Regions from separate parts of the Mus musculus genome. Here all the other regions are linked to region 1. A link is a loop called in an ENCODE intact Hi-C map of the cell type or tissue named here. Cell type or tissue: heart. All regions are shown on one strand. Region 1 overlaps Pex14 (peroxisomal biogenesis factor 14). Region 2 overlaps Casz1 (castor zinc finger 1). Region 3 overlaps Casz1 (castor zinc finger 1). Region 4 holds the start of Gm17029 (a long non-coding RNA gene). Region 5 overlaps Pex14 (peroxisomal biogenesis factor 14). Region 6 overlaps Casz1 (castor zinc finger 1).

Region 1 (5,000 bases):
CTTTCCTTAAAGTGGCTGCAGAGAGGGATGATGGAGTGCTCTGCCATTAGTAATTCATTTAAGGAAAACGTGGGGGATATAGCAAAGAACAGCATAAACGAGCGAATCCAATTTAAACATCAGGTAAAGTAGAAAACACCTTTTAAAAAAGCAAGATAAATGAATTTGGAAGGGAGATGAAATTGACGTATTTATTTTAACGGGAATTTGACAAAGTCCCGGCACACTTCAAACTTGCAAAAATATGAACAATTTCTTTTAAAGTTTCCACTCACTAATTTCAAGTCATATAAAATAATACTGCCAAACACCTACATAAAGTGTTTTTGAGGCTTGTTTATGTTCCCCTTGATCTTTGTCTGAAAATGCAGGCGACAGGCAAATCACATATTTAACAGCATCGATATCACTACACCAGATGCAAAAATATAAAGCACCCAAACTAATAGCCTCAACGTAATGTGCTGAATAAGATACCCAGCTACACAGCTATGTGTAAGTGTGAGCACACAAACCTCTCTCCTCCTTTCTCTAATTATTTCTCCAACCACTCTTCACTCCCCCCCCACACACACACACAAAACACTAGCACACTGACAGGGTGGGGGCGGGGAGGGTGGTAAAGAACTTTGTCTGATCTAGAATTTTATAGCCCTGTGATTCATGTGTTGATGGTAAAAGATATCCCAAAACTCCTTACCCATAATGCAAAGGTCTTCCCCACTACACTAACTGTCCAGGTGCTCAGTCTGGGTCTCCTGTCGGGCACTTTTCATTAACTTCATGGACAGTTCAACTGACTTCCCTCTCAAAGGTCCAACACACACAGCGTGCTTTGGTTGGACTCAATGAGTTTGTGGCCTATCCTGGGTTATCATTTGATTTTCTAATTAGAGGATGAATGTGACTATTCATGGGTTATATTTGTGCCCAACTAAATTACATAAATTCAGGCCAAATCTTCGTCTCAATGTCAAAGATGTAAAACGGAGCTGGGAACTTTACTGCACATGCTGTGGGAGTGCGGGAGCCACGGAGAAGCCAGGCACAACACTCCTGATGCCATTGCTGGGCCGCTTGCTGTGGAGTCCAGTCCCCAACTCTTAGACTGACTGAGTTCTTAATGAGTGCACCTCAAATTAGCAGTAGCTAGTTTGATTTTTAAAATTCAAGATGAACTCTGAAAACAATCAGAAGCAAAGTTTCTCATTTCCCCCATTGTCCCAAAAGGCAAAACAAAGGAACTCTGCCACCCACCAACTCCAGGGTTTTAGGAAAGTTTGTCATTTTACTGCTTATCCTTTAAAGTGACAAGGACAGACAGACAGACAGACTCTCCTCTCTGCAGTCTTTGGTTAGGGTGGAGCCTGTGACAATCACTGAGAGAGGAAGTGGGGGAGGTTTCAGGCTGTAAAGCACCTCTGGATTAAAGGTGACTGGCCCCCTGAGCAGGATCTGTCTGTGAGACCAGGATCTGTGACCACGCCATGCGCTCTGGTGCTGCTGCTATGTGATACTGATACTCTGAGCAGGGTGCAGGGTAAGTAAAGCCTGGGGGAGGAGCCAGGATCCAGATAACCTTCACTGAGGAGACACTTCCTACGTGTCTGCCATTCTCCCACTAAAGACCCATCCGCTGTAATCTTCAGAACACAGGTTATTTTCTTCGTGAGGGGGACAGGAGACAGAGCCTGCCTAACAACAAACTCAGGGACTGAGGGAGTCTCAGGCACTCTGCACCTGACATGTAAGCCCTGATGCACTCTCTCTGGTGACACTTATTTGGAATGCCACCAACTCCAGCACCTCTGTGTACTACGCACACATCTATCTCCTAAAATGTGAGCATTCATTAGCCAGCTTAAAATATTAAAAAATATTCAAAAATTAATGACCTTAGCAACCCTTAAGCCACGTCCTTTTTAACCCAGAGAGATGGCACCTAGAGGGCAGGGGGAAATGACCAGCACACAGGCCTGAAACTCCACTCCAGTGCCCCATTGCTCCCACACTGCTCACAAGATTAAATTGCCTGTGAAAGGCTCCTCGATCCAGCTCTAAGGCAGACACCCAGGATCATGGTAACAGGCGCTAGAGCAGAGCCAGCTCCAGTTTTAACAAGGGCTGACTTTAAAAGCCGGGCAGTGCTGAGGAGAGAGCCTTCGTGAAGCAGAAATGTTGCGTTTTAGTAAGAAATCAGTACTCTGTCAGGAGTTCCTTGACAAATACGGTCATCCGTGGCACAAGGAAATAGTTGCAAAGCAGCTGTTAATCAGAGAAACACATCGGAGAACGCTGATGCTAGCACTCGTGAAAAAATGCAACGGGCTAATTATGAAGCCATATATCTCACTAAAGAGGCTGTGTGCCTTGAGATTCTAGGCAACGCACACTCAGATCCAGGGTCCTAGGACAACATAATTCTGGTTTTCTGCATCTCTGATCTATAGTTCACAGTGTTTGGCTCTCTATTCTTTCTCAATTCTTCACTCTTTCAGTTAGGACACAGGCTAGGAAGGGAAGGAAGCAGGGGCAAACGCAAGTCACATTCCAAGACACTGTAGGAACACATCTAAAAGATGACACACCTCAAGTCAAAGCAGAAGCAAAGTCTGTGAGCCTGCAAAAGAAAGGGAATGTGGGAACAGACAGCAGGTGCACCAACAGAGCCAACGTGTGGGAACTTCAATTTCCACGAGGAACCACAGCAATAAACAGAAAAATAGAAACAATGTATCGGGAAGTTAAAAGGAAAAAAGGGATCTTCCAGAGAGCTGCTTCCCCGGGTGTGAAATTCAATGCAGAAAAGCCAAGGGTCTCACAGCCAGGTACAGGAGGGAAAGTTAATATGCAGAGGAAGGCTCGGTCAGCCAAAATTCAATACGATTTGCTGCAAGGACGAGGAGGAACAGGCTCCCCGAAACCAGACGAGGGAGGGGGAGGGGCGCCACCGCACTCTCAGAGCAAAACCACTGGAATGGCAAGAGGGGAATAACCTTGAGGTGGACATGCAGTCAGGAAGCCAAGCACAGAGCCAAAGTGCCCCCTAGCAGGAGCCAGTGGCGACGCAGGCCAGAGGTGGCCGCTCACACAGCTAACAGAGGTGGCTAACTCACACAGCCCAAATTAAGTGTTTTCACTCTGGGAAAATGAAATGTTTTGCAAGATGAAACAGAATGAAAATTGAGGTTTTAGGTAATTACTAGTTGGCATTTACATATCACGGGCTGGTTCAACACCTATTCATTTTCCTCTTTTATTTAAAAAATTGCTCATTAAAAATGAACAGATGACAGTGACAGGGTTTTAGGACTTTTTTTTTTAATTCTTTCTCCTTCTCTAAGGGGTACAAAATCGAGAGGTACATTTTAGCCCATTTATCTACAAATTAGCACACAAGCGTGCACATGCAAGCATGGGTGCACACATTTATATTTAATTTATATTAAACGTGTAAAAAGGAAATAAAAGAAAGGAAAGTCTATCCACAAAACCCTGAAGTTCACGAACTAAAGACAGTTAACTGAACTTAGGAAGGGATGGATATCATCAAGTGCCCTGGTGCTCAAAGAGTCAAAGGAAGGGCTCTCCCTTTCAGCTGGGATCTCCTGGTTGTGGTCACTGTGCCCTTCCTATTGCTGAGATGGGTTCCAGCCCTGTAGTGATTATGTATGCATGTGAGCCCTAATTTCCTTTGTTTTCTTTTCCTTGCTCCTTTTGTTTTTCACATTAAAGAATAAAACACCTCTGTAGAAGCACAGAGGAAAGCTGGGCGTGGTGGCACATGCCTTTAATCCCAGCACTTGGGAGGCAGACAGATTTCTGAGTTCGAGGCCAGCCTGGTCTACAGAGTGAGTTCCAGGACAGCCAGGGCTACACAGAGACACATTGTCTCGAAAAACAAAAACAAAAAAACAACAAAAAAAAAACAAAAAAACAAAAAACAAAAAAAAAGAAGCAGCAGCAGCAGCAACAGCAGCAGAGAGGAGTTGACGTGATTCAACATAATATATTTTAGGGGCTATTGTGTAAATCTGTATTTAGGGGAGTCTAAAGCATGCATTATTGACCCCAGCCTCTCTTAAAACATTGATAAATGAAGTAAAAGCCTCTATGAAAAGTGGCAACTTTGCATGTGCAAAAACTACCTTTCAAAGTGAAATCTCTCTGTCATTCACATTTTCCCCCCCCTTGGCCCTAGTTAAAAATACTGCGAGAGTGACTCCCCGTCACATGCCAGTGTTTTGTTGTTTTATGGGAATAGTTCTTCCAGAGAGGAATGTGGCGGTAAACTATCTTAAACCACCCACACTACTTAGTACCAAGTGACAGTGGTCTCAGGGACCAGGTGACTTGGGAGAGATTTTCCTGCTCAGCAGAGGACTCTGGGCCAACTTACTGCACAGAGGCAGCTGGAGCCTGGGGCAGGCGAGCCGCGGGGCAGGGCTGCAGATGCTGCACACCACTGAGTGCCCTCACTGCAGAAGGAGCGGAACACGCCAGCCGGCTATAGAGGAAATGAAAACCCCGGCCTCTGGGCTGAGAAGATCAAAGTTCCTTTTTAGGAAAGGTTGAGAAGGAAAAGGATTTTCTCCTTTAGGCAGAAAGAAAAGCAAATTTAAATGCCTTGTCCCCACACATCCCCACCTGAATTTCCACAGCAACCCCTCTAATTTCTGATGCAGCCAACAAAGCAGTTACCCAAAGAGGGGAGAAAAAAAGGATGACATTTGCCTTTTCCTTGGCTTTGAAATCCGACTGGCAGCGGATTGTTTGAAGTCCTGTTTAGAGAGGAAACTGTAATAGCCTCCATACTGAAAAGAGGAGGGAAATGCCATTATACACGGATCACGGTAGCAGTGACCTCAGCAGAGAAGGCAAACGAGCTGGCTCTGAGCCGGAGGTCGGTGAGCTAGCATGCCAGGAACAGAAATAAAAGGTTTACGCGCCAGAACTGAGTGGTAGCAAGAGTCGGAGACTTGATCCCGGGAAGCACCAAC
Region 2 (5,000 bases), 140 kb before region 1:
TCGCGAGGCTGACGTGCGAGTTTCTCCGGCACACCCAGCCGCGCCGCCCGCGACTCCTTTCTTCTTCGAACTCCAATAGCCACAACAAAATGAGGGAAGTGGGGTGAGCAAGGGAAACACAACCCCTTCCACACCCGCCCCACCCGCAGCCCAAGGGCACCTCGGAAGGGAACGGCAGGAGCGCGCGCGCGCGCGCGTGCCGCAAAAAGTCTCGCACCTGCGCTCGCTCCCGCGCGGAAAAGTTTACGCGGGCGCGCTCAGGGTGGCCGACGGCCCCGAGCGGCCGAGGGGAGCCGGACGGTGCGCGCGCGCCCGCCCGCCCGCCCGCGGCGGGAGTTGGCGCCTGTGCGCGGGTGCCGGCTCCTCGCCTCGCTCGGGCGGGCGCACGACTCCTCCACACGAGCGAGCACACACACCTCACAGGCACACCAGCCTCTCCCTCCCTCGCACGCGACCCCGCGAGCGCCGGCCCCGCCTCCCTCTCCTCCCTGAGCTTTGGGAGAAGTCGCCGCCCGCCCTCCTCAGCCCGCCCGCCCCAGCCTGTGCGCTGGGAGCGCGGGCGCGCGCCCGCCCATTCACCTTCGCACCACTGCGAGGCGCGCGCGTGAGCGCGCGCGGGCGAGTCTGATCTTTCACCTGCCGGAGCCGCGCGCGCTCCCGGCGAGGGGCGGTGCCATGGCCACCCTGCCAATCACCTCGGCGCCTGGCAGCGCCCGGCCGCTCCCGCCCGCCCCGCTCCCTCCTGCCAAACTGTTACCCTGAGTGTTACCGTCAGGAGCAATGACATCAGGATTTTAAAACAACTTGTTATTCGGGGAGTAATCAGTTGCAATTAGGCATTAATTAAGTATTATGAAAGTTGATTATTTAAGTGAATTCGGCTTTCGACTCTCCGACTATGGTGAGTACCGGCAGCGGGCGGGGGAGGGCCGGGCCGGGCCGGAGCGGCGACCCCTGCGCGCTCGGGATGGGATGTGGGGGTGGGGGGCCCTCGGCCTGGCGGGCCCGATCCCCAGCCGAGCGACAGCCACGGGCAGTTTCTGTTTTAGTTGGTGGAACTCGGAGCTGCTGGGAGCGTGCGGGCCGGAGCGTGAGAGCGAGCGTGAGGCGCGGAGCAAACTTTCCCCGCCGCCGCCCTCCGGACCCGGCCCGGCCCTGCCCGGCCCGGCGCGCGTCCCCCAGCCCGGGATGCGCTCGGCCGGGCGGTGAGGGACAGCGGCCGGGCGGGCGGGGACAGGGGCCCGCGAGATACTAAACATTCTTCTCTCTTCTTTTCATGGCGTTTCTCGAAGAGTTTGGGACCAAGGAGCGGAGAATGGATCTTGGAACAGGTACGCGCGGTGGGAACCCACGGGGAGGCTCTTTCACTTTTCTTTCGGTTCTTTGACGGAAGTTAGTATTTTTAGCCCAATGAGCTAGCAGCTGAGCCGAGGGTACCGGACAGGCGCCAGGGGTCTGTGCCCATAGTCCCTGCTAGCCCTGTTTTCTGGATGGTGACATTGTTATTTGTCATTCGCATAGTGACTGTGACTAATTTGATGCTTGTCATTATGAAAGAACTGAGGGGACAGGGAGCTGGGGGCACCCAGAGAGAGAGAGAGAGTGGAGGATTTAGGGGTTTTTTGTGGGGGATTTTGTTCTGCGTGTTTTTTCTCTTGTGTTTTTTAGACACACTTTTCCCTTTGCAAAGATGTCTGTGTGTGTGTGTGTGTGTGTGTGTGTGGTGTGGTGTGGCTTATGGGGTGTGTGTTTTTATTTTTTTAGTGGGGGGTGGTTTAGTTTTTGAAAGCAGCGTCCTGTTGGGAAAGGTGGTTAGTCTGGTTTCGGGGCGACTGTCTCAAGGTAAAGGAATTTAATTTATTTGGGACAAGGCTGTGTCGGATGATCAAGCTGCTTATTACGGCTAATGAGTGTTTTTCACTTGAGAAGCTGTGGGCTGAGGTGGCTGTTATCAGTTCAAAGTAAGGGGCCCAGGACTCTCTCTCGCTCTTTCTTTCTCTCAGCCCCCTTTTAGCACCTACTTTGGGAGGCGACAGTAGGCCAAACCAAAGACTACATTTAGATATCTAGGTCTGGGGAGCCTGGCATGGGGCTAGCTAGGGTCTGGCTCCAGCTAGTGAGTGTTCCCTGGCCTGGGCAGAGTTTAGCCTGTGACTTTGCTTCTTTCTAGTTTTGATTTACTCTTGTTCGATAGTTCTCCTTGCACCTGAGCCTACAACCTGAGTCCAGCACGGCTTGGCTTAGTTCTGTGGTCTTCCCCCAGCCTCCTCTATCACAACTAACTTTGGGCCAGGACTCTCACACCCCAGGCTGTCAAAATCAGTGCTCTTCTTTAGTATCTTAAGAGAAAATTCAGTTGGTAATTCTTCAGAGGTGACCCCTGACCCCCACTGTTTCATTTGAGGAAGGAAAGGTAGTGGCATTAAGTGGTTTTTAGGGTTGTTTTTAGACTTGTCAAAGTTCGCTCATACTCCCATGGGACCCATACAGTGACAGCTGCCTCTCTGAGGCAGAGGGAGCAGGAGGCAGGAGAGGACAATCAGGAATGTGTGTTGTGGGGGTGGGGAACCTTCACAGAGTGGTTGGACTGTAGGGGACAGGTGTGCACTTGGCTAATGGGATGTAGTTGGAGGTCCTGGGGACATCTGTGCCCAGGAAGGGTACAACGCCCCCTGCTGGGCATATTTAGAAAGGTGTCTTGAAGCCATTGCTGCCACCCTGCCCCTCCCTGGCCTCCACCCCGCCGAGAACCAGCCCGCCTCCACCTCGAATCAGGTGTCTCTACACCACCCTTTCAGGACCCGCCCCCCTTTCTTCAGAAATGGGGCCCCCACCCATCCCAGCCAAGAAGCAGAACTCAGGGACAGGCCCAGTGTTTGGCACCACCCACTACCTGGCACAGGAGAGCCTACCAATGGGCCAGCACAAGGGACTGAGGTATTACTCAGCTGGAAGGCGGGCCCTGCTCTCTTCCTTCTGACCTAAGTGCCAACTGGAGCTGGCTCCCATCCTGCCATGCCCAGCCTCTCCTAGGAGGCAGGGTTCCATATCCCTTCTGGGGAATGTCATGATGGCAGGGCAGGAGGCAAGTGACAGAGCCTCCTGTGGCACCTTAAGGGCTCTGGGGAGACTTGCTGCTCTTCACACTCCAGGGACAGGCTCTGGAAACTTTTCCTAGAAGCCAGAAGGGCCAGGAAGTCAGCTGGAGCAGGGCACTCCCAGTGGGACCCAAGTCTGGACTCTGGCCACACAGAGAGGGAGGAAGGTCCACGGTATCAAAGTTCAGCTTCCTGGAGGAGTTGTCTGGTGATACCTCCTGTTTCTTCTCTGATCTTGGGAGTTTCACCTAATCTCAGAACTTCAGAAGAAAAGCACTTTCCCTCACTTCGCAAAAAAAGGGAAGCAGACCAGGACTCGGGCTGATCTGTTTTCCCTGAGTCCATCTCTGGGGCAGCTGTGTTCTCATCTTCAGGAGCTGAGAACATCTCCCTTGATCTCCCTTGACCTCCCTGATGCACAGGGACATGCCAGGGCTCATTGCTGGTGCAGTGCAGTGCCTAGCTCCCATCCTCTGGGAGCAGCCCTGGTAGCTCCAGCTAAGGGCCTCAGCAGAGAGTAAGCCGGTCAAAGAGTTGTCAGTACCAGAGACCTCCAACAAGTCCTGGATGATGGCTTAACTGTCCCCTCCACCCTTGGACATGTCTAGGTCCTGAAGCGCCCTGGCCATGAGTAATTCAGTGGCTGGGGAGGGCTGAGGTTTCTCAGGAGGGACAGAAGTATCTGAAGACCCTCAGGGGCCATGTGGACCTCTTTTCCCCCACCATAGTTCAGCCAAGGGCTGGATCAATCTGGACGTCTTTAGCAATAAAAAATGCCGATGTCGTCCTAATTCACCAGGCCCCGAGATGACAGCAAATTTACATTTTTTAATTAAACTAGCAGCCAGTTTTTATGAGAGGGGGTTGGGTTATGCAAATCAAATGGTTGTGTACGGAAGATTAGGAGAGTTTGGGAATAAATTCCACAAATGCTAATAAAAAAAAAAAGGGAAAGAGAGAGAGAGAGAGGGAGAGGGAGGGAGGAGAGAGGAAGAGAGGAGGACATGGTTCCATTAGGCCCTTTTAGAGTGATTTCCCAGGGGGAGGGTATAGAGAGGGTGAGGGGAGCAGGGAGGAAGCTTTCAGACACAGGTAGATCCATCCTGTACTTGGGAAGCTCCCTAGGACTAGCCCCCACCCCCACCCCAGGCTGATTTCTGGGCCTGAACACACCGGCGCCTGGGTAAGAAATGGCTATGCAAGAGCAGTGGCTATCTGACAACGCTTGTCCTTGATCATCTGGGATCTATTTCTAATGCCCCTCTTGAGAAGGGGAAGAGCTGTCCTGCAGAGGACCCAAGGTAGGCTGCTCTGGGTAATGGGTCAAATAGGCAAGAGAGCAGGCTCAAAGGGACAGCCATGGAACCCAGGAGGAGCTAGCTGGTGAGGGGCCGCAGTACCCACTAAAGCATTCCAGTTTCAGCCCTGTCATTCAGACAAGTCACTGGCAGGAGTGACTGAGCCAAAACTGTCTGTCCTACTGGGACTGCAGGCAAGGACCCTTCCTCTCAGGCAGACCCTCTCCTCCCATGTCATGGAGTCTTCAGGGATAGGGGTTCAGGGACGATGAGGCCGAGAGAGCTAGCAGGCCAGGAAACAGACTAAGGCCAGAAGGAGAATGGCGACAGACTCCCCCTAGTTTTGTCTTTCCCCCAAGGAGCAAAGAACTTGGCTCTCCACACTCAGCCCCTGCAGCCAGAGTATCGACATACAGGACCTCTGGGCGCCAAAGGTTCAGAGCCAGGTATTGCCCAAAGTGGAAGCGACTCTGAGGCCTCATAGCTCTGGGTACACTTTACCCAACATGCACCAGGGAATGGGAATGGTCTTGTGCCACTTTGGAAGGATTTCATGTTGGGTTGGGTAAAGCAGATCGCCCTCGATTTTCCTTCCTCCAGACTG
Region 3 (5,000 bases), 130 kb before region 1:
TGAGACAGGCTCCTTGCAGGGGAGGTGTTAACAAACAGCAGGTGATTAAACATGACAAGCGGTGACATTTCTGTTCAGGGTTCTCAGTCCCAGCAAAGCCAAGAATGAAGCTATAAACCCTGACATTTTGTGTTATGCACTGAGAGGATTTTAATAGACCTCGTTCCCTCTTCTCCAGTCCTCCTCTTCTCTCCCTCTTCACCACCCCCATCACATCCAGTGTCCCACAGAGCACCCCTCCATTCCATTTTGCCTGACTTTCAGGAGCCATCTGGGCTGTATGGGTCTCTGTACCTGCAGGTCCTGGCCAGATGCCCCCCTCCCCACACCTTCTTGGTTTTGATCTTTCCTGTTGTCCCTCTTCAAACCCCCCTTGCCTCCCTCCACCGTCCACTTTCTCACCTCCTTTTTTTGGGTCCTGATCTCACAGCCTGTCCCTTAGCTGCGGCTGTCCCAGTTGTCAGGGACAGCAGGTGGCTGTCCTTGTGCTCTTTGTGCTCATAACATTTCCAGACAGACTTGAGAGCGGGTGTAGGGAGTTTGTGGGGCTTGGTATGGGCTCTCCCCCATCTTTCTTTTTTAATCTCCTTTTCTCCTTTTTGGGACAAGGACAAGGCAGAGGGAGAAAATTGCTCTACGCTGCAAACAGTTGCTGGGTTTATTCAGAAAGGACTGACCAGCAACAGTTGTTCCTCTTACAGAGAAATGCAGGAACAACTGGGGCCTTCTTTGTTCTCTGGGCAGAGTCCTGTGAAGGGCATTTGGAGGTGAGCCTGGGGCTAAAGAGGGCAAGACACTCACAGTGTCAATTGAGTCCCACCCAGGGAGTCCCCACCCCAGCAAGCAGGAAAGGTTTTTAGAGCTAGGCAGGGTCTGGTTAAGAAGTCAGGCCACACCCTGGGTCCTCCGCTCAGCCCTAGTCAACGCAAGAAGCTCTTAGCGGTCTGTGTTCATTTCAGTAAATATTTATTGGACAGACACTGTGCTGAACAGTAGTTCCGTCCTGTAGATCTCTTGGTCAAATGAGGTGGATGGAGGAGTTGTTACTGTAGAGGGCCTACAAACAAGAACAGGGGTCAGAGATGAGGACCAGAGGAGGGGATGATCTAGAGGGCGTCTCACAAATGATATGGTCACTAGGGCCCCTGAAGGATGCCTAGGAGAAGGGAGGCCAGGCCTAGGATTGAGGTTGGACCCTCTGCGTAGCGGTCAGTGTTCTGGAGGCCTGGGGTATACTGTGTAGCCTCACGGTACTACCTGGCATGGAGGAGAGTTTGAGCTGTGTCATCCCACAGTAGGTGTCTCTAGGACTCAGAACCTATTTTCTTATCTACCCTTCCACCTCTGCCCAGCTGGGCCAGGCACGATGGTCTGGGTAAAGTGGGAATGAAGCTCACCCCAGTTCAGTGGACAGAGAGCCGCAAGAAGTGGGCGGATGCCCATAGACTGTGGCTGTGCAGCCTCTTCTGTCTCTGTCCTTGGGGTGATGAGTCACAGGTAAGGAGGTAAGAGAGACATACAGGCTCGTGTGATGGGCCCAGTGCAGGAAGCAAAGGAACCAGGGCAGCCTTGTGTCACCTTCCTTGCCTGTCACTCAGCAGGATCAGGTAACCTCCAGGAGCCCCCTGAACTCACTCATGTTGCTGCTTCTCTCTCGGTGGTTGGGAAGCGGCGCACAGTGTGTCCTTGTTAGCCTACAGGCTTCCCAAGAGACTTCAGATGGTCCTCTAGGATCCTGAGGGCCAGGTTGAGCAGTGCCAATAGGGACTCAAGATGCATCTGAGAAGCTCGGAGAAGCATCTGAGAAGGAGGGTTGTTTGGACCTGTGTGGATTAGAGGAGGACCAGAGGGGAGCAGATGGGGGGGGGGGTCCTAAGATGCAGGCTCCAAGTTCAGCCGCTCATCCATCAGGAGCTGGCCTCACATCCTGGTGTTAGACGGCCACAGCCACACCAGTAGCCAAGGGCGAACTCTAGGGCCTGTTGTCTGGAAGGGTCTCACACAACCCACGGGGCACCTTTTTCTTTACTGGTTTGCCTCTGCCCAGGAGCTGTGCTGGCACACTGTCCCAGTGTCACATTGGTTCTCTAAAGGAGATCAGGCTGGTTTGCCACCCCAAGAAGAGCTAGGGGGTACAAGGCAGACTTCATACATCACTGACTCCTTTTCCCCACCCCACCCTGCCATTCTGACAGGCTTACTCCAGGTCCGCCTTGACACCAGCCCGTTTGCTCACTTCCCAGAGTCTAGCTGGAACTGTGTAGACCCCCTGAACTGTCATCACTTGACAACTTGGCTGGGGGTCATGGTAGTGAGAGGAGGGGAGAGGAGTCCTGGAGCCCAGGCTTGGCCTACTGCCCCCGAAGGTCCAGAGCCAGGTTTTATTATAATCCCCACATCCTGTTGCAGATCCTTAATCAGCTGGATCCCAGGTTGGGCTGGACCCTGTGGTGTCACTCAGGGCTGTAGCATAGAAAACCTGAAGTGGAGTTTCAGGAGCTGGGGTTGGGGTTATGAGGATAAGGCAGGTGGCAGGGAGGAGAAGGGAGCCGGCCAGCCGAGCACAGGATGTGGACAGAGCCCAGACCCACCACCCACCAACCAGGCTGGGGGAGGAGAAGCAGCTGCTGCAAACTGGGAACTGGCTGGGAGGTGGGGGGGTGGGGGTGGGGGCAAGACACCGCTAGTCTGTGGGGGCTGCCGTGCTGCCTTGTGCCACGGAGACAGCTGGCCCTACAGTCGCTCTGGCAGTGGGCAGTAGCCCTAGCCAGGAGTTGGTAGAGGGAACCCTGGGTGATGTTGGTTCCAGTGTCTATACGGACAGGCTAAACTCCAAGAGTTGGAGTGTTCTTGCTCTGCCAAGAGCTCCTTGGAGGGCAGAGGGCCCAGAGTTAGGAGTCTGGGTAGCCAGGGCCTGAAGCTCTGTTGAGAGGCAGCTGGTAAGGGGAGAACCCTGGGATCAGCTGTTTCTTTCCATAGAGGCAAACCTCCACGTCTACCTGGCCTCTAGTTCAGCCTAGCCCCAATGCCTCCACATGAAGTCTGGGGACGATCTAGGGGACAGTGAGGACACCCCACCTGAACCCTCAGTCTACGGTGTCATGGTAGAAAGGATGAGGGGACATGCAGAAGGCAGCCATAGCCGGAGAATGGAAGGCAGAGTGGGCTGTCTGGCGGCGGGTGGGCAGACGGGTGTCTGTCCTGCCAGGGGCCCGGGCTGGCTCTGTCGACAGCCTCTTTTCTATATGGAAATGAAGAATTTAGGCTAATGGAGCTCAACCATCTCTAATTTTGCGATGGCAGGAGGATTTTGATTGAAAGTAATTAAGCAAGCTAGCTGTAAAATTAATTAAAGCAAAAGGGGGGGATTTTTTATTGGATTGGATAGCGATATAGCGTCTGTCAGGCGGGGGACGGATGGGGGTGACCTGAATCCTCTGCCCTCCCCCCTCCCACTCGGGACGTTTATGTCACTTTAATCTCCTTACAGCGGCTGCTGTGCATTTGTTTGAAATAATCAAGGAAATATGGTCAGAAATTGTCAGCTTTCAGATCTAATTTACCTGACGGCCCCTGCGCAAGCCAGCGAGGCCTGGGGAGTGAGCAGGCGTGAGCGGTGGGGGAGCCGAGTGGGCTCCAAACACACTGGGCTCCTCAGCCCACACCCCGGGGCCCAGGCACCCTCCAAGGGGGAGGGAGGGTACTCCTAGGTGGGGCGGGGTGAGGCGGGGGGCGGGGGCTCCTTTCTGGAACAGGCACCCCCCCACACCCACCTGCTGCCTCATCCCCACACTAACCAGCTTTAGGGTTTAGGGAATATAGGATTAGGGAGGGGTGATTGTAATTCCTTATTCCAGATGGCTGACAACTGCTAAACCCATCCACCAGGGCCACGGTTTTAAAAATACTCCTAAATTAGTCCCCTCATGTCCTCCTCACTGTCGGTAAAGGGATTGAGGCAGTAGGCCACAGAGATGGTGAGGAGGTGCTGCCGACTGTCACAAGCTGCCTCCTCACCTCTTCTGGGGCTATGCCTATGACCCAGGCTCTGTCTGTCCCAGGCCCTTTTCCTGATTCCTAGATAGTTCTTGCCCTACTTCCCTTCCACAGCACAGCCAGCCCCAAAGGATTGTGGGAACACAGTCCCGGCAACAGGAAGGCCCCTTCCACAGTCTCGTCATTGTCAGTGGATAAACCAGGACAGAGCCCTTGTAGATCTAGGGTGCTGGACTTCCTACCCTGTACCCTGTACCCCAGAAGTTCTGCTTAGAGCTGTTGCAGTTCTTGGAGGGGTGGAAGAGTGTGAGACCTGATACTCCCAGCAGGGAACTTCTGCGGGGACCAAGGAGAGACTCAGGGACAGTTAGTGTCCAAGGTTGTGGAAGGTCCCTTAAGCAGAAGGGGGCCTGGTATCTTCTGGGCAAGAGAGAAATTGGGTCCCTTGCTCTGTCTGATCCTGGGCAGAGACTGACCCTGGCTTTCAGCAAAATCCCCTTAGGCCTTGGCCTTGTAGTTCTGAAGTTTGGTGCAGATCTAAAAAGCCTCCATCTTGGTAGCTATTCTCTAGTGTGGGAGGGCACATGGCTTCCCTCCATCAGAGATCTCCTTGTCCAGCTGACACTCCATGCCTGTGCCCCTGGGGGCAGACAGCAGGTTGAGGGTTCTAGAAACAGTTCTAGCTTGTCCACTGTAGAGCATACTCAATAGAAGGGCTCTTCCCCGCCTGCCTTCCTTGGTGCTACCCAGACACTCTCTGCCTTGTCCCCTACCAGTGTTCCCCTACCCTGGAGGTGCCACACACCCCCACGCCCCCAGCACAGCTCTGGGGCAGGGTGACTCAGGATGCGTCCACCAGCAGTAAGGGAGTGTGAGCACCTTGCCAGCCAATGGAGGGCAGCAGCTGAGGGCTGGGGGACCATCACCTGCCCTCTTTGAGCTCTGTCTGCTCCAGCCTCTGCTCTCCCCCTTATGAGTTACTGGGAGTGGGGAAGGGTTGGGGA
Region 4 (5,000 bases), 87 kb before region 1:
CTGGTGGCCAGCCGGTGAGCTGCAGGCCAAGGAGAGATGTCTCAGAGGAGGCGGACAGTACCCCTGAGGATGAGCCCGGAGGCTGTCTTTGGCCTCTGTGTGCACCTTCGTGGGCATGCACACACATAGAGAGCAAAGCACAGTTTAACCAGAAGCAGCCACCAAGCCACGGCAAGGGCAACAGCCCCGTGCCAGTGTGCCAGGTCGCAGTGGGGGTGGGGATGGACACTAGTGTGTTCTATGAATTCCCTGCTTAACTTTTCAATGTAGGGTGGGCTCGCTGGCTGTACGTCAAGGAGCGGCTGCACAGAAAGCCACGTCCACTGCTCTGTTTATGTGGGCTTTCTTCTCTATATCCTTTTGTTTTTCGAGACAGGGTTTCTCTGTGTAGCCCTGGCTGTCCCGGAACTCACTCTGTAGACCAGGCTGGCCTCAGCCTCCCAAGTGCTGGGATTAAAGGCGTGCACCACCACTGCCCAGCTTCTCTTTATCCTTTAAGGGTCTCTCTAGAGCTGGCTCCAACAGTCCTTGCTGTGGTGGCCCCTCAGGCAGCTGGACCATGCTACCGGACTCAACATCCCTAGCCCTTTAAAGTCTTTCCAGGTCTCACCACACAGCCAGAGGCAGCTCTAGGGATCTTAACCTCTTATGGGAGGACACCAACCTTAAAGCCTCCAATGAAAGCAAACTGAAGATTTGGTCATCATACAGGTAAGTCCCCCACAATGCAGGCTGAGCTCTCAGACTCATTTTGATGAAGAGTCTTAGGGTTATGCTCTGGGGCTGAGCTGTGCAGGCAGGGCTGTAGAAACAGCCCGCCTCCATGGCCGTATGTAATGTGTGCAGTAGCACAGGCATGAAGCAACCCTGAACTCAGCATGCTCCTGAGGTGACTATACAGTCTGTCTGTCTCTTCCTTCCCTGGGCTCCGAGCCAGTGTCTTCTCAAGTCTGGTTGGGTCCCAGAGTAAGTAGAGGGTATGAGGACCCCAGAGGACAGCCAGAGGCTGTTCTTCTATCAATGGGCAAGTTAGTCAGCACCAGGAGGGTTGCACTGTATACAAGATGAGCGAGCGAGACACATCACTAAACGAGTCTTAACTCAGTCGTCCGGGCAGAAGGTCCCTCTCTTCCCTCCCAAGTCACAAGTTTTTCCTAAATATATGTACCTATGCACACATACAACAGAGAAGCCTGATAGTTGAGACACAAACTTAGCAGTCCCTGGGCAACCCTTTTCCCTACCAACAGTACCCACGAAGCCCAAAGCAGGCTCCACACAAGCTCCAGATGTCCTCAAACCCCGCACTGCTTCCTCTTTGGGTGGCACCCCCCAATCTGGCCTTTCTGCCCTGCCCAAGGTAGTTCCAATGAGTCACCCGGTTCTGGGGGAGGCCTGAGTCTGAGGAGAGCTCATACAGGGGGGTCAAGACAGCTGGGCATGGCCTCCAAACACTGGGGTTCATCGTCTCCCAAACGACACTTTATAAAAAGACATCGTAATTGAGTTTGATAGTGCACTCCCTTCCAGAAAGGGCCTGACGGGCGGGCGCTGCCTGCTGCTCACTTCTGCCCCATTCCAAATATTTTTACCTTATTTGGATGAAATGCATTATTTTTCTAATGAAAGGCTTTTTTTTCAAAGGGCTGTTTCCCCCGTCCAGCAGCCGACTTTATTAGGCAGCCCTCACGCAGTTTTGGGGAGGGGCTTTCCTTTCCCTGAAGTCAAGCCAGAGTCCGTCCTCAAAAGCTGAACTCAGGTTTCTGTCCCTTCTCTTCTGAGCTTGAGCCCAGAACCTTCCAAGCTGGTAACGCCCAGGTGGGGAAGGCTCAGGGGCACAGACCTCCTCCAGGCCCAGCTCCTATGTCCCTAAGAAGCACAACATGACAGCACTTAGCACTCGCTGCCCCAGACCCCACTCTGGCTTCATTTCTGCCCCAGGGTCTCTGGCCCTCTAGACTTTTCTGGTTCTTTTTAGAAGGGACCTCAGAAGTTACAGCAGTACAGATGGTTACCGTACCAAAGACGGTAGCAACAGTGTTCCCTGGTGATCCACTCACTAGAGGGCACGGTCCGGCCCTCTGATGGCTCAGGTCTACACCCTGCCTGACACTGGGACTCCTTGAGGTTCCTGGGGGAGCAAGGTCTCCCAGCCATGTAGGCTGGTCATTCCAGGAGTGAGGAAACATGGTTTCCTTGGGGACGTCAGGGGGCAGGGACAGGAAAAAGAATGATGGCAGGGAAGCGCCTGTCAGGGTGCTGCCTCTCTCTAGGACGAGGAGGCTAGAGATGCAGACCTAGGATTCATGGGAGATGATACAGGAAGACCTGAGACAGAGAAAGGGGGGTGTGTGGGGGGAAGATATCTTCTGGGACAAAGCGGCCCACGGTCACCCCCTCAGCCATGCTGGTGTGTAGGTCTCCCCTCCTTTCCCAGACAGTGAGAGGCAGAGGCCATTGGAGCCTCTGGAGGGGCAGCAGTGGCCTCTACCAGGCACTCTCCACTTCCCAGGCCCCCATCCGCATGAGGCGCATGACCGGAAACTCCATGGCTCCAGGCATGGCCAGCCCTGGTGGACAGAGTAGAGACTGTCCCTTGGAAGGCACTCCTCCTGCCCCCCAGCTTTCTGGTCACAGCTCAGCACGCTGTGAAGGTTAAAGGGAGACAGGGCGGGCTTGAGCGACTCGGCAGAGTAGACAGGCTCCTGGGGAATGTGCATCCATTTAAGGAAGGCAGCTCATCCTGCAGCACCAGGTCTATATACAGTAACGAGTCCCTTCCCTCCTGCTCTCGGGGGAATGTCGCCCTCCACAGACACCAGCGCGAGGAAGGAGCCCCTCCAGTTGTAGGTGAGTGCCTCCGACAGGTCCCTCAGGGCCCAGCTCTGGTAGTTACCTGGTGGAGCTTTAGCTGAGACCCACCTCCGAGGCACGGGCTAGCAGACGAGGTCAGAGCCAGGAATTAAATATGGCAACTCGTATTTATTACAATTATGTACAGTCATATCTTATATTCTGAAATCTATACATGATCACATAAATGAACATGTGTTTCTCAGTGGGAAGGTCAGACATGGCTGTTGGTCAGGAAGGCCCTGCTGCCTGGCTCCACCAGGAGGGAGAAGCACGCCTCACCACCGAGGAGCTAAACCACGACACAGCAAGCGAGACGTCTTGTGTGATACAGAGGACAGCAGGGCAGGTGGGGTGGGGACAGGTGCCCAAGAGCAGCATCTGTCAGCCAGGACTTTGGAAGGCTGGGTCCTAGGAGGCCCGCAAGATGAAGAGCAGGCCCAGGGCCCTGGCTTTTGGAACAGGCAAAGAAGAAGCCACAAGCCAGGCCAGGGCACAGTGGGAGAGACAGCAAGACCACAGGGGCCATAGTTTCCCTGCACTGAGGTGACAGAGGCAGGAGATGACATGAGCTCTGGCCATGCATGGTGCCAGGTGGTCAAGATACTCGGAGGATACACCTTGACAAGACACCTGTCAGGGAGGGGGCGAGGCAGCAGGGGCGTTGAGTGCAGAGCTCCTGAGTTCTCTGCCTGGCTTGTGGACAGCCAGAGCCGCTGGGGCTGGCTGGGGCTGGCTGGGGCTGGGCCGTGTTTGGGAGGCTGGTGAACAGAAATGCAGCCCACACTGCTGCGCTGAAGGGCAGCCCCACCCCTACCTGGGCTTCCGCCCAGTCGTGGAGGCAGAGCCGCAGCCCTTGCCCACCTGCCTCTGATGTCCCGGGGCACTGGGAAGGCGGGCAGCCAAGTGCCAGCCCTAGTCTCGCTCAGTCTCATTGCTGGCACCTTCCGGCCGCCGCAGCTTCTCTACCTGCTCATTGATCTGCCCATCGCCGCCCCGTCGGTCCTCCCTCTGCACCCCAAGGACGTCCTCCTCATCCACATGGCTGACGTCATCATCCTCATCGTCCTCATCCTCCTTGTCCTCCCTCTTCTCCTCCTCACCCTGCACCTCCATCCTCACCTGGCCCTTGACATCTAGCACCCCTTCACCCTCTTCCTGGGGACCCAGCAGGTGGTATGTGGCCGTGGAGCCCTCCGGGCTGTGGCTGTCCTTCCCAGGAGAGGATGACGTAGACTCGTTGCTGACAGGGGAGATGTCACTGCTGCTGTGGTGGTTGACAGCCGCAGGGCTGGAGGGTGATGAAGACTTCACTGGGATCTGCCAGGAGGGGATCTTCGGGGCCGACGGGGAAGGAGGGAACTGTCTCCTAGCAGTGGACAAGGAAAAAGAAAAGCAGGTAGAGGTTGGTGACAGCACCTGGCTCCAGTGCCACACATCCCCTTGGTCCCTGATCCCTGAACACTCAAGCGATGGCAGCAGTTTCTCCAGGGTCACGAGGCAGGGCCCACTGGAGGCCCCATCAGCCAAGCTAGTGTGTCTACCAGAAGTGTTCAGTGCTGCCCGATGCCCTAACGCAGCCTCGCCCACCCCAGGGCAGGACCTACCCACCTTGGCAACTGTTGGTCTGCCAGCAGGGGGCCCAACACGCTCTGGAGTTGCCCCACCCACATTCAATATTGTCCCTACTCCTCTCCTGTGGCCAGATGGGGACAAGGAGGCAAAAGAGGACCAAGGCTGGGAACCCGGGAGCCCCTGGCTAATGTGCCCATAATCTCAGCCAAGGACAGCAGTGGGGAACCCTGGCTACTGTCATTCAGACCTCTGAGCCCAAACTTTGACCAAGCAAAAGCCAGCTCTGCTGGGCCCTCAGCCAGCAGCCAGCCAGACTGAAGCCCATTCCAGGACAGACCTGGGAAGTTGGGTCAACATGGTCATGGCTCAGAAGTGCAGCTCTATAACATGAAGTCCTGTTTCTGCAAAGGCCAAGAGGACAAGTCCTGTTCCTGCCCAGGGCTGTGCCACCTACCAGCACTGGTCACACAGTCAGCCTTCAACCCCAGAGCCCACCCGGTGGCACACGCACATCCGGGCCTGCACCACACACACACAAGCAGCTCAGTTTGCGGTTTCCTTGGTTTCAGGGT
Region 5 (5,000 bases), 78 kb before region 1:
GGCGGTCTCTCCCGTTCCCTACCCCACTGCGGATGCGCCAAGGCTCCACCACCATGTGACCTGTCGAGGCCTGTGACTACTATGTCCCTGATTCCTAGCAGAGCAATGGTTCATGGGACAGACGAGTTAGAGGATTCCAGACAGCTCTGCACAGGTGCCAGCAAGGGACAGAGCCTCCTGCCTGGGACAGGTGGCTCTCTTGCCTGCCTTGAGGTTTAGATTCCCAGCTCCCACTTAGTAAACAAGTTCATAAGGAAAAGAGCCACCTCTGCCACAACAGGTCCCAGCTAATCTGGGCCATCACTGGGGCAGCAGGTACCGAGTGCCACCCGTGTGGAGTCGATAACAGGGGAGGTAGCAGGGGTCCCGGGAGCCACAGTAATTACAGACTCTCTTGACCCTGCATCGGATTCTTCGAAGGAAGGGGGGAAAAATTACTGAAAACCCCCCTGAAAACCTCATAGAAGCAGAAATTAAAAATGAACTTTACAGCCCTTAGAAAGGCTGTCATTTTATTCCCCTTATTAATATTCTGAGGTTGGGAGCCTTTCCGTAAAAACATAATTAATTGAGGCCGCGCCGACAGTAAACAAGCAATTTCAAATTAAACCGAAATGACGGCGGCTTCATTTGCAAATGTGAACAGATTCTCAGAGCAGATAAATGAAGTCACCACAGAGTGGAGACGAGGGAGAGGGAGGGGCCGAGAAGGGGCTGCGTTAGGACGCTTTGAGGGGTGACTTGATGGAGTCATTAATCTTTACCTGTCTGGGCCACGGTGCCACTCAGTTCCGAGAGACTCGCTGCCATCCTCTCCAGCTGCTTTCTGTCCTCTCGGCCTCCCAGGATGAGGGGCAGCAGGTACCTCTGCAAGAAGTGGTCAGGTGAGGAGGTGGCCAACACCGGTCTCTCAGATCCCACCTCCCTGCTTGCCCTCATCTTCTGCAGGTTACCCCACAGAAGAGCTGCACTCTCCACACTAGAAACAAAGTGCTTGAAAAAGTTACAAGCCTGAGATCCCGGCCTGGTAAGAACTTCCACCTGAACAGGGACCAAGACCAGAAGGAAGTGAGCCTCCAGGTGGGGCTGGGGGCAAGCAGCGTCTCTGAGCTAACTCCCCAGCCTTGGGAAGTCCTCCCTGTGTGAGGGAGGCCTTATTACTTTCTCTTACTTCCCTTAGATACCTCACATTCCTGTGAGGCTTTTAGATTCTATTTCAAAAGTTCTAAGCAGAGACTGCAGAAAGATGTTCCAGAAACGGACCCTATGGTGGCTCCTGGGGAGGAGAGCTAGGCAGCTTCTCACCGCACCCTTTCTGAATCTTTCACACTTCAACTCTGCGAAGGAAACAAACCGCCTCAGCGATCCAGAAACAGTATTAGGTTTGAGTAAACACAGCATTACTGGAGAAACCAGAGGAAAATCAACAGACGCCCGGGATCGTTCATCTTCCATGGTAGGGTAAGGCATGCACAGGGAAAGCACCCTACAGCAGGAGGTGCGCACTTCACAAAGAGAGCCAGGACAGCCTATATCCTCCCAGAACCCAAAGGTGGGGCCGAGGGAAAGGGACACAGAAAGCCAAAGCTGGTGACTGCAAAGCCACCAAACAAGGGTCCTGGAACCAGCCTCTCCATCATTAGGAAGGCGAGGGCACACCTGTAGGGCTTGGGACGCTGATGTACAACAAGGGCTGAGGTAGAGTTGTTAGGTCCCCAGTCGAGGGGGCACAGTCCACTCCAACCCTAGAGCACACTACTCAGCTAACCACAGGAGCCTGGCAGGTGCTGCCCAGAGGGAACGTAGGGTCCCAGACAGGTCAAAGAGGGACTGTTCTCCACTGCCGGTTGGCTCTGTGCTAGGGAAGAGAAGCAGGTCTCTCAGGGGTTTGTGGGAGAACTCATTTCAGGAGAGACTCAGAGTGAGCTTGTCATTTAGCACATGCACAGAAGCAGTTTCTATTTCGCAAAGTGCTTTGCAGCCACAATGTGAGTTATTACCCACAACTGAGCGAAACTCATCAACTGCAGCCTGACGCTTCCAAAGTATAAAAGTCAAGAAATTCTCAGCTGTATAACCAGCGACCCCCATCCCTGAGGCCAGAGCCCGTGAGCGGGAAGTGTTGCCGCTGATCTGGCTAAGTCTGTGTTTGTGCAAAGCAAGACAGCTCCACTTTTCTATACTTAAAGAATACTACTAACATGCTGAAGACACGACACCATTGTGACCAACATTTCAATGTTTCCTTTCTTTGTAAAACACAGGCTGGTGGCCAGAGCTCCATGGAAACAGATGACAATCTCTGTCATATCTGAACCAAGGTGCCACACCTCCTGTTCTGTGGGGTTGCCACTGTGATGAGACACTTGTGAGCTGCTCACAGGACCCTGGTACTTGTGAACTCTGCTGGTACCTGTCTGCAGCTAGTGGGCTAAGAAAGGCTGCCCCACACAGGCTCCACAGACGCTCAGGGGGGAGTTCCAGGCCTGACAACAATTTGCTTCTGAATTCCTGCACAGGCATTTCTTATTTTGGCATCAGGCACTATCCTGAAGAGTTACATTCTGCCACAACTCTGTCATTAGCTATTGTAGGAAGTAAAAAACTAAGAATCTAAGGTTTAAACAAGGTTTAAATACATTTCATGTGCTCAAAGATACACTGCAAGCCTGGGAATTCAGTAGAGTCCTTTAAAGAAGAAAAAAGAGAAAAAGAAAAGAAAAGAAAAACAGTCACTAAATGCAGGCTGGATTAGTGGGAGGCGTCAGTGGAGAACATGACTTCTCTCCAGGGTAAGCAGGCCTAAATGTGGGGCCATCCAGGCTGTGCATCTTGTAGATTAGTTTCTCCAAAGCAAGGACAGGCCTTTCCACTGGTATTGGGAGGAAATGTTGGTTCAGTGCCTTTAGTTCTGCTGTGAGCATCGTGAGCTACGAGCTCTTGAGGGCTCGCTGACTCAAAAGGCCCAGGGAAACTCCCACATTTATACAGATGCTACCACAGTCCACAGAAAACAAGAAGTGTGCTTCCTGAGCCAGTTGTAAATACCAGGGTGGAACAAGGGCATCTATGGGGCTTCCCACGTGCCAGCAGGCAGGGAGCCAACACTGCTCCAGCACTATTCCAGGACTGACTCCTGGCCTTCCCTGAAACCCTGAGGCCAGTTCTGCAGATGCTGGAAGCCATCACATGGAGAAGATGCACTCATACTCCTGACCTGTGCTCCCGCTCTGCCTTCAGTGTGCTCAGACTATTGCTGGAGCAGCTGGGCAAACCCATTAAAATCAAAGCCTCTGTTGGTGCTCACTGCCTCTGTTCCTTTTCTGAGTATCGTACTCACAGTACCGACTGATATGGGCAGGCACACTTTCACAACACTGCAAAGTCGGACTATCTGTCTCAGGAACATCTTATGGATGGAGCTGTACTCTGGGACAGAGTCAGGTTCAACACATATAGCTAGGCTCTGATGTGCAAGCCCGTAACGACTAAATCGCTCTGCTTCTGCAATCTGCATGTTTCTCAGTGGTGCCAGGCACTGCTCTAAATACTTGAGCCAGCCGGCCATCAGGTCATACTGCGGGTGGGAGTCAGGGTGGCGAGGTGAAGCAGCAGTGCTGTGTGCATTCATGTCTCTCCTGCTGTGCTCCCTGCTTCCACCACAGCCGCTGTGCTCTGAATGCCTGTGTACATAATAAGCCAGGGGCCAGGAGGGAGGACAGAGGAGGGAGGAGGGAGGAATACCAAAGGGTGGCAGGGCATAACATGGTGGCCCTGAGAGGCCACTTACCTTGTAGAGTTGGTGAAAGCCAAATGCAATTCCTGCCATGATGATAGCCAAGGCACCATAATCTCGCCATCGGGAGCCTCTGGGGCCTGGGGTAGAAAGGAAGGAAGAAGAAACTAGAACAGGTCTCTGCCCAGGAGTGTCGCAGCGGACAGGCCAGTGAGACACACAGCTGCAGAAAGCACGTGACCATCAGAACATCAGGGCTCGGCTCTGCCCTCTCTTCTTTCCAAGGTCCCAGAACTGTCTGCCTCACTTGAGATGGAAGTGATCTGACCGTGAGATGCTGGGAAGAGGTATCCAGCTGTGAGCCTAGTGCCCAGCCATGGAGGTCAGAAGGCAGAGGGGACAGAAGGACCTTTGGCCTGGCCTCATGAGATCAAGGAACAGGATCATTCTAGAGGCCGGTTAGTGTGCGCACACCACATGGAGGACAAACCAGGGGTCAATGATAAACCTGGGCCTCTCTGCTCTGCTCATTCCTTAGGCTATGAAGACACAAGTCTGCCAAGGACCAAGGCTTGTCTCCTGGAGGCAGAGTGAGTGGGGTGGAGAAGACAGGCCAGGGGCCTGGAGCCCTTGCCCTCCACAGTGGGAAGTAACACGGTTGCAACTCTATTCTAGGAGAGCACTGGCAAGCCCTGGTGGGCACACCCTTCCAAGGGCTGCAGAGGCCAAGGGAGCTTTAGAAGGAGAACTTCTAAATTTGCCATTTGGTTGAGGATCTGGAATGAGCATCTAATGCCCACCGCAGGGCAGGCTCCAGTTCACACCGACCAGCACATGTAGGCCCGTGCAACATTTATTGTGTTTCCTTTCTCCAACTGTGTTCTGAAAACTGTAAACAGAAAAATCCAGAAAAAAAACAGCCCAGAGGCCTTGGAGTGTACAGCACGCTAAGCAGCAGGATGGATGGAATCTCAGCCATGCGCTCTGACCCCCCCCACCCCACCCCCAGGACAGCGCATCCACGCCGACATGCTACTTGCCCTTCATGTACTGATCACCATCTCAGCTCTCTCTCAGACTGTCTTAGTATCTCACTGCAGAGTCTAAGTGAGCCTTATTTCACTTAACAATGGCCTCAAAGCATAAGGGCAGAGACATTGATAATTTGAATCTGCCTAAGAAAAGCCAAGTGTTTCCCTTAAGAGGAAAAAGTGAAAGTTCTCTGTAAGGAAAAAAAATATGCTGGGCTGCCAAAGATCAGCCA
Region 6 (5,000 bases), 240 kb before region 1:
ACGCCCCCTCCTGCTGCAGGGGGGTCGTGAGCTGTCTGGAGGAGAGAAGGAGGCAGGGGTGAGGGGCTCCTGGGGTGACTTTGCAAGACTTTGCCCAAGGGAAGGGGTGGGTGGGGATCTCCTCTAGCCGGCTCTTGTGCCCCGACACCGGGGTGTATGTTCTGCCAGCAGAGGTAGGCAGTGTTCGCGTAGGCGCAGGGTGCCAAGGGGAGCTCCGGGTGGGAAAATGAAGGCAAGAGGGTTCTGGGATCTGGGGAGCGGCGCCCCCTTTTCTATCTGTGCCTGGGAAGTTTATCTCAAGTGCGCCGCTCCAAGCGCGGCAAGTGGCGCTTCTTACTCTTTCCCCCTACCCCCGAGTCCCCCCCCGGGCTCCGGCTCGCAACGCTGGGTACTGGCTCCGACCGCTCTGCTGTCGGCTGAAGCTCGCCCTGGATCTGGGGAAAAGTTCCGGGGGAGTTGTGGCGGCTACTGTGTGCGCGGAGAGAGAAGTTGCGCCCGGGGACTTGGGACGCTGGGTTGGCAGGCCCGATTGCGGGTGGAGCGGTGAGCTCCGGCGCCGGAGGTGGGGGCTCTCTCTAGGGATAGGAGAGGATTGGACGGGGTCTGTGACCCTAGGTGGGCTGAGGAGGACCTCGGGGGTTTAGCGTGTGGAGAGGACATGGGGCTGAAATCGGCTCCTGGCAGAGGACAGGAGCATGTAGGGGCACAGGGGACAGTGAAGGGGAGATGACTGGGCCACCAGGACTCTTGGGTCGACCTTCACTATACAGGAGCGTCAAGTGGTAACTGACGGAGTGGGACTCTGAGGGGTGCGCGGGAATCAGGGGACCCTGCCAGACAGACCCTCAGCCGTGGACCTCCCGGGACAGGGGGCTGAGTCGTGCGCCCGGGGTGAGCCGGCCGGGCGGAGCGGCGGCCGGTTTATTTTTACTCGGTGGCATTTGCAGAATGTGCAGCTGATGACCGTCGGCCGCCAGGAAGTTTTGCTTTCTGTTCTTTCTCTCTCTTTTCGAAGCCAGCGCGACCCGGAGCGGGAGAAGCCGGGGAGCAAGGCCTGGGAGGGGAGGGGGCGGCCTCCTAGGGTGGAGAGATTCGACCAGGGGAGCACTGGGGCTGCGGGCGGGGGTGCCCGGGCGCGGGCGGGCGCTGGGCGGCCGAGAAGCGGTTGAGCGAATGTCTGTCCCCAGCGTTTGGACTCTACTCTGAGAGGGGAACAGGTGTATGCGCCGTCAATCACAGCGGGAGGGACACTTTGGGGGCGTAGATTAAGATCATAATAATAGATTTTTCTCTAGGGGGTGGGCACAGATTCTTCTTCCAAGTCTTCCCCGACCGGGGTCCCCGAGCTGGGGGAGGAGAGGAGTGAGGCCAGGGACCGCTTCTCCCCGCAGACAAGTTTCTCCAGATTCAGCTTCGGCTTGCGAAGCCGGCCTGGGTGCGGCGAGGACCTCCATCCAGTCACGCTGGGAAGGGTGAAGATGTAGATGCCTGGGTGGAAGATGTGTTCCAGCAGGGATAATACCCCTCCTCCGAGCTGGAGCTCCCCTAAACCTGGCAGAATGTTGGGGAGACTGAGCGTGTACGTCGCTTCTCCAAAGGAGTGTGGGGGGCGCGGCCCTCGGTGTGTGTATCTGTCCAGCTAACGCTTAATACAGTCACAGAGGTTGGGGGTGGGATGGGGTAAAGTAGTCTCCGGACAAAGTTGGTAAATTTAGGCCGCCTCCAAGCTGGTATGGGCGCGCGGTGAGAGCGCACAAGGGAACTGGAAAACAGATCGTCTGGTAACGTTGGTGACCACCCCCCCCCCCCCGCCCAGAGCGCGCGCGCGTACACACACACACACACACACACACACACACACACACACACACACACACACACACACACACACACACACACACGCCGCCATGCTAAAGGGAGCTGTCCCGGCTGAGCAGGAGCAGCTGCGCCAGGCGTGGGGCGGGGGATAGTTGGTCCCCCGGGGCTGCGCCCTGACTGCACTCCACGTGCCCGGAGGGGGCGCTGGGCAGATCCGCGCCCAAGCGCAAAGCTCTTAGCTTGAGCCCCAGTGGCGGCCGAGCGGTGCGTCCCGGGCGGTCCTTGCACCCCGCACTGTATCGCGCAATTGGAACCACTTTCACACTTCCCAAACTTTGGCTTTTTGTGCTTCGCCCCTCACTGCAACTCCCAGACCCTTTCCTGGACCGAGAAGGGGAATTTTCTTCCACCTCTGGCAGCGTCCAGCGTCAGTCTTCACGGAACCTAGCGTATCCGAAAGACACCCCCTCACCCCATCTTGTTAGCCACCTTAGAGGCGGTTAACGAGGGTTTATGGGGAATATTGTTGAACTTCAGTAATCAGGTTTCCAGCGATCTTATGCCTCCTGTTTAATTTATTAGACTAGTTATTTATTCTGTTGATGATAATCTGTTGCTGGTTTCTATGGAGATGTTAAACTGATCTCTTTCAGAAATCAAACTCCATATGCACTAAAACGTTTAAAGAGCCAGTGCCTCCCTCTTCCCCTCCGCCTTGCCCTTTTTGTTTTATTTTGTTTTTAGACTTTGCACCTTCGTGTCTTGCTCTGAGTATCAACTCATTTTATTTCCTTCTGACGAAGGAAAGGAGCCCGGGGGACTCCCGCTTCGTGGCAAGTACAGCTTATTATGGCTAACAGAAAGAGAAGGCTTTGATCCCCAAGTTGCGTCACCATTTAAAGCAGGATCATCTCACCACCGAGCCCTCCCCCCCCCCATCATAGAAGAGCAAAATTCTTTCAAGATCAAAGGGGCCAATCTGAAAAAAAAAAAACTATTGTTTAAAAAAATAGGAAAGTCTGTTACATAGGCGCCTCCCCCTTTATATCTGCTCCCCTTGTGCTTAATGATTTTTTTTGAATAAGAAAAACAAAACGCAACCCATCTCTCATTCTTATTAATAGTTTATCTTGCCCCCCCCTTAATTTAAAAAGAAGTTCAAAGTTAGATTTCTCTGCCTGTGGGGGTTGAGGTATATTTACTTTCTTTGAGATCCTGACCATCTGTTTTTGGGAATTTCGCCTCTGGGAAGAAGGAAAAGGTTTTCAGTCAAAGCTAATAGGATACTGCAATTTTCCCTCTTTTGGGAAGTTGTCACCCCAAAATTTTAACTCCTAGCTTTTTTCTTGCTTTTTGAGAGTATTACTGACCTGTGGTTGGTGTTTAAAAGTATATCAACTTTTTCTCCTTCTCAGTTTAGGGTGTGTGTGTGTGTGTGTGTGTGTGTGTGTGTGTGTGGTGGTCATGGTTAGGGGGAGTCAGTGAATTAAGAAAATAAGGCAGAAAAAAAAACCATCTTGATTGGTGACATCCTGAAAAAAAAATGCAAACCTTCTCTAGCTCCAATATTTATCACGCTGACAGATATGATACAAAGCGATTGCATTTCGTAATGATCCTTAGGGACTAAGTTGTAGGTAAAACCATTTAATGCATTTTTAATATTAAAATAAGACCCAGGCTCCATTTTCTTGGAGGTAGGGGGAATGGAGGTCCCCTACAGAGTTTGTGCTTTTGGAATAGGCTGGTTAGCTTTTTCAACTGCAGCCCCCCCTTACATTTCCATTTACTTTGGGGGGGGGCATGAACCACACACAGGGCATTTGACTTTCATAAATAAATTTATATCTGGCCAGAAGGCCCAATACTAAATAAGAGCTCACTTAAAAAAAAAAAAAAAAAACACCAAGACTTTACCCCTGCTAGGAGAAAACAAACAAGCAATACATGCCCCCCCCCCCAAGTCTTATTTTGCAGGCGGGTGGAGCCCTTGTTGCTTTTCAGCTCACGGGAGAGGGGAGGGGGAAGCCAACCCTGCTATTTCCCTCTTTGCTATATTTTAAATTTTTGTTTGATTTGGATTGCAAACAGAGCAGAGGCTTAGGGGTAAAAAGAGCACTGTGGCTTTAAACTCAGGAGTTTGCATATTCTCCTTGTATCTTTCCCCTTTGCTAATTATTGTGTTGTTTTCAGAGCAAATATGTCATATCCATGGCGACCGGGCAGGTTTATTGTCTTTCTGAAGCAATAGCTCACATAAGTAATTAATGACTTTCTTTTTTTTCCTCTGGCTTAGGTTAAACAGATCATTCAAGGAAAGTCATCTCTCTCTCTCTCTCTCTCTCTCTCTCTCTCTCTCCTCTCTCTTGTTTGTCTTTTTTTCTTTTTTCTTTTTTTTTTTTAAAGCTCAGTAACATAAGAACATGAGTTAGAACAAGAAAATACTTTTAGCTAAAAAGTCAACAGTTTATTTTGCTCAGCTTTTTTCCTTTAGAAGCTGAAATGTCAGCTTCAGACCTGGGCACTGCCATCTCCCACCCCTGCGTAGAGCAATCCCTGCGTGGGCTGGCAGCCTCCTGAAGGTTGTACACAGGGAGGCCTGGAGGTGTGAGCACTGGGGGTGGGGGCTGAGGACATTTGCTTTTGAGGCTTGGGGGGGGGGATAGCAGTCCAAAATGAGTATTTTTTCCTGTATTTAGCAAAATTTAATTAAATTGTTTACAGGAAAGAATTAATGACTTGGTAGTGATGTGCTCACACCGGGCTAGCTGCCTTCTTTTTTTCCCTCAGTCTGGCTAATTAGAAGGACCAAGTTTTCTCTTCCTGTCCACCTTCAGCATCCTCTGGCACTCTTAAGCACTTTCTCTTAAGCACTTTTTTACTGTAAAAGTAGGTTTTGGAATCTTTTCTGGTTATTTTTCCAACATGATGGTAGAGTTTGGGTTTTTCTTTCTCGCCCCCCCCCACCTCCCCCTCTTTCTTTCTTTCTCCTTTAGACTTCCAACTTGAAGCTGGTTCCTTCTCAGGAATCAACAGCTCTGACTGATTGGAACTCAGATACAGTAACTTTGTTTTCCTTGGTGGGGGGAGAGGGCCCTTTCAGCGTGTGATTGCCTGATGACAAAGCTCCCTAAGGCACACTGTGACAGTGTGAGGAAGGTGGAGACCGTCCTTTCTCTTTC

Evidence for each region. Hi-C counts contacts between places; a loop is a spot of excess contacts. Peaks named below come from ENCODE experiments on the same cell type or tissue, not always from the same donor. Only the 100,000 strongest peaks of a DNase experiment are listed, where the experiment ranks them.
Region 2: it touches region 1 in a loop (2.1-fold over the local background); 6 of 42 quality-filtered maps call a loop at or near these places.
Region 3: it touches region 1 in a loop (1.8-fold over the local background); 6 of 42 quality-filtered maps call a loop at or near these places.
Region 4: it touches region 1 in a loop (2.1-fold over the local background); 4 of 42 quality-filtered maps call a loop at or near these places.
Region 5: a loop joins it to region 1, with 1.9 times the contacts of the local background. A loop is called at or near these places in 4 of 42 quality-filtered maps.
Region 6: it touches region 1 in a loop (2.2-fold over the local background); 6 of 42 quality-filtered maps call a loop at or near these places.

The regions. Positions count from the first base shown.
Region 1 is chr4:149,044,562-149,049,561 of GRCm38, forward strand. All of the region lies in intron 2 of Pex14 (peroxisomal biogenesis factor 14), which reads right to left. Among named protein-coding and RNA genes, the nearest start is that of Gm42351, 37 kb to the left of the region's middle. In heart, a CTCF peak has its summit at 3,053; DNase peaks (open chromatin) are centred at 2,980, 4,480 and 4,924; H3K4me3 peaks cover 972 bases; H3K27ac peaks cover 3,236 bases.
Region 2 is chr4:148,900,413-148,905,412 of GRCm38, forward strand. It overlaps Casz1 (castor zinc finger 1), which reads left to right. Exons shown (of 21, transcript NM_001159344.1): 4 at 1,293-1,331. The coding sequence starts at 1,316. Among named protein-coding and RNA genes, the nearest start is that of Gm15969, 15 kb to the right of the region's middle. In heart, CTCF peaks have their summits at 2,667 (motif pointing left) and 2,866; DNase peaks (open chromatin) are centred at 499, 2,849 and 2,989; H3K4me3 peaks cover 3,020 bases; H3K27ac peaks cover 4,159 bases; H3K27me3 peaks cover 280 bases.
Region 3 is chr4:148,912,562-148,917,561 of GRCm38, forward strand. The region is part of intron 4 of Casz1 (castor zinc finger 1); the gene reads left to right. Gm15969 (a long non-coding RNA gene) reads right to left here. Exons shown (of 3, transcript XR_003955174.1): 2 at 1,636-1,823; 3 at 1,009-1,057. Among named protein-coding and RNA genes, the nearest start is that of Gm15969, 2.8 kb to the right of the region's middle. In heart, no CTCF peak of the experiment used is centred here; a DNase peak (open chromatin) is centred at 2,470; H3K27ac peaks cover 4,720 bases.
Region 4 is chr4:148,957,573-148,962,572 of GRCm38, forward strand. Pex14 (peroxisomal biogenesis factor 14) reads right to left here. Exons shown (of 9, transcript NM_019781.3): 9 at 2,963-4,222. The coding sequence ends at 3,769. Gm17029 (a long non-coding RNA gene) reads left to right here and starts at 2,592. Exons shown (of 3, transcript XR_003955167.1): 1 at 2,592-2,850. In heart, CTCF peaks have their summits at 2,578 and 4,468 (motif pointing right); a DNase peak (open chromatin) is centred at 2,649; H3K4me3 peaks cover 1,447 bases; H3K27ac peaks cover 4,498 bases.
Region 5 is chr4:148,966,760-148,971,759 of GRCm38, forward strand. It overlaps Pex14 (peroxisomal biogenesis factor 14), which reads right to left. Exons shown (of 9, transcript NM_019781.3): 5 at 3,791-3,876; 6 at 765-867. It overlaps Gm17029 (a long non-coding RNA gene), which reads left to right. Exons shown (of 3, transcript XR_003955167.1): 2 at 1-5,000. Among named protein-coding and RNA genes, the nearest start is that of Gm17029, 9.1 kb to the left of the region's middle. In heart, no CTCF peak of the experiment used is centred here; a DNase peak (open chromatin) is centred at 3,092; H3K27ac peaks cover 2,832 bases.
Region 6 is chr4:148,804,991-148,809,990 of GRCm38, forward strand. The region is part of intron 1 of Casz1 (castor zinc finger 1); the gene reads left to right. Among named protein-coding and RNA genes, the nearest start is that of Casz1, 3.1 kb to the left of the region's middle. In heart, a CTCF peak has its summit at 2,026 (motif pointing right); DNase peaks (open chromatin) are centred at 981, 1,181, 1,541, 1,976 and 1 weaker place; H3K4me3 peaks cover 2,801 bases; H3K27ac peaks cover 2,984 bases; H3K27me3 peaks cover 653 bases.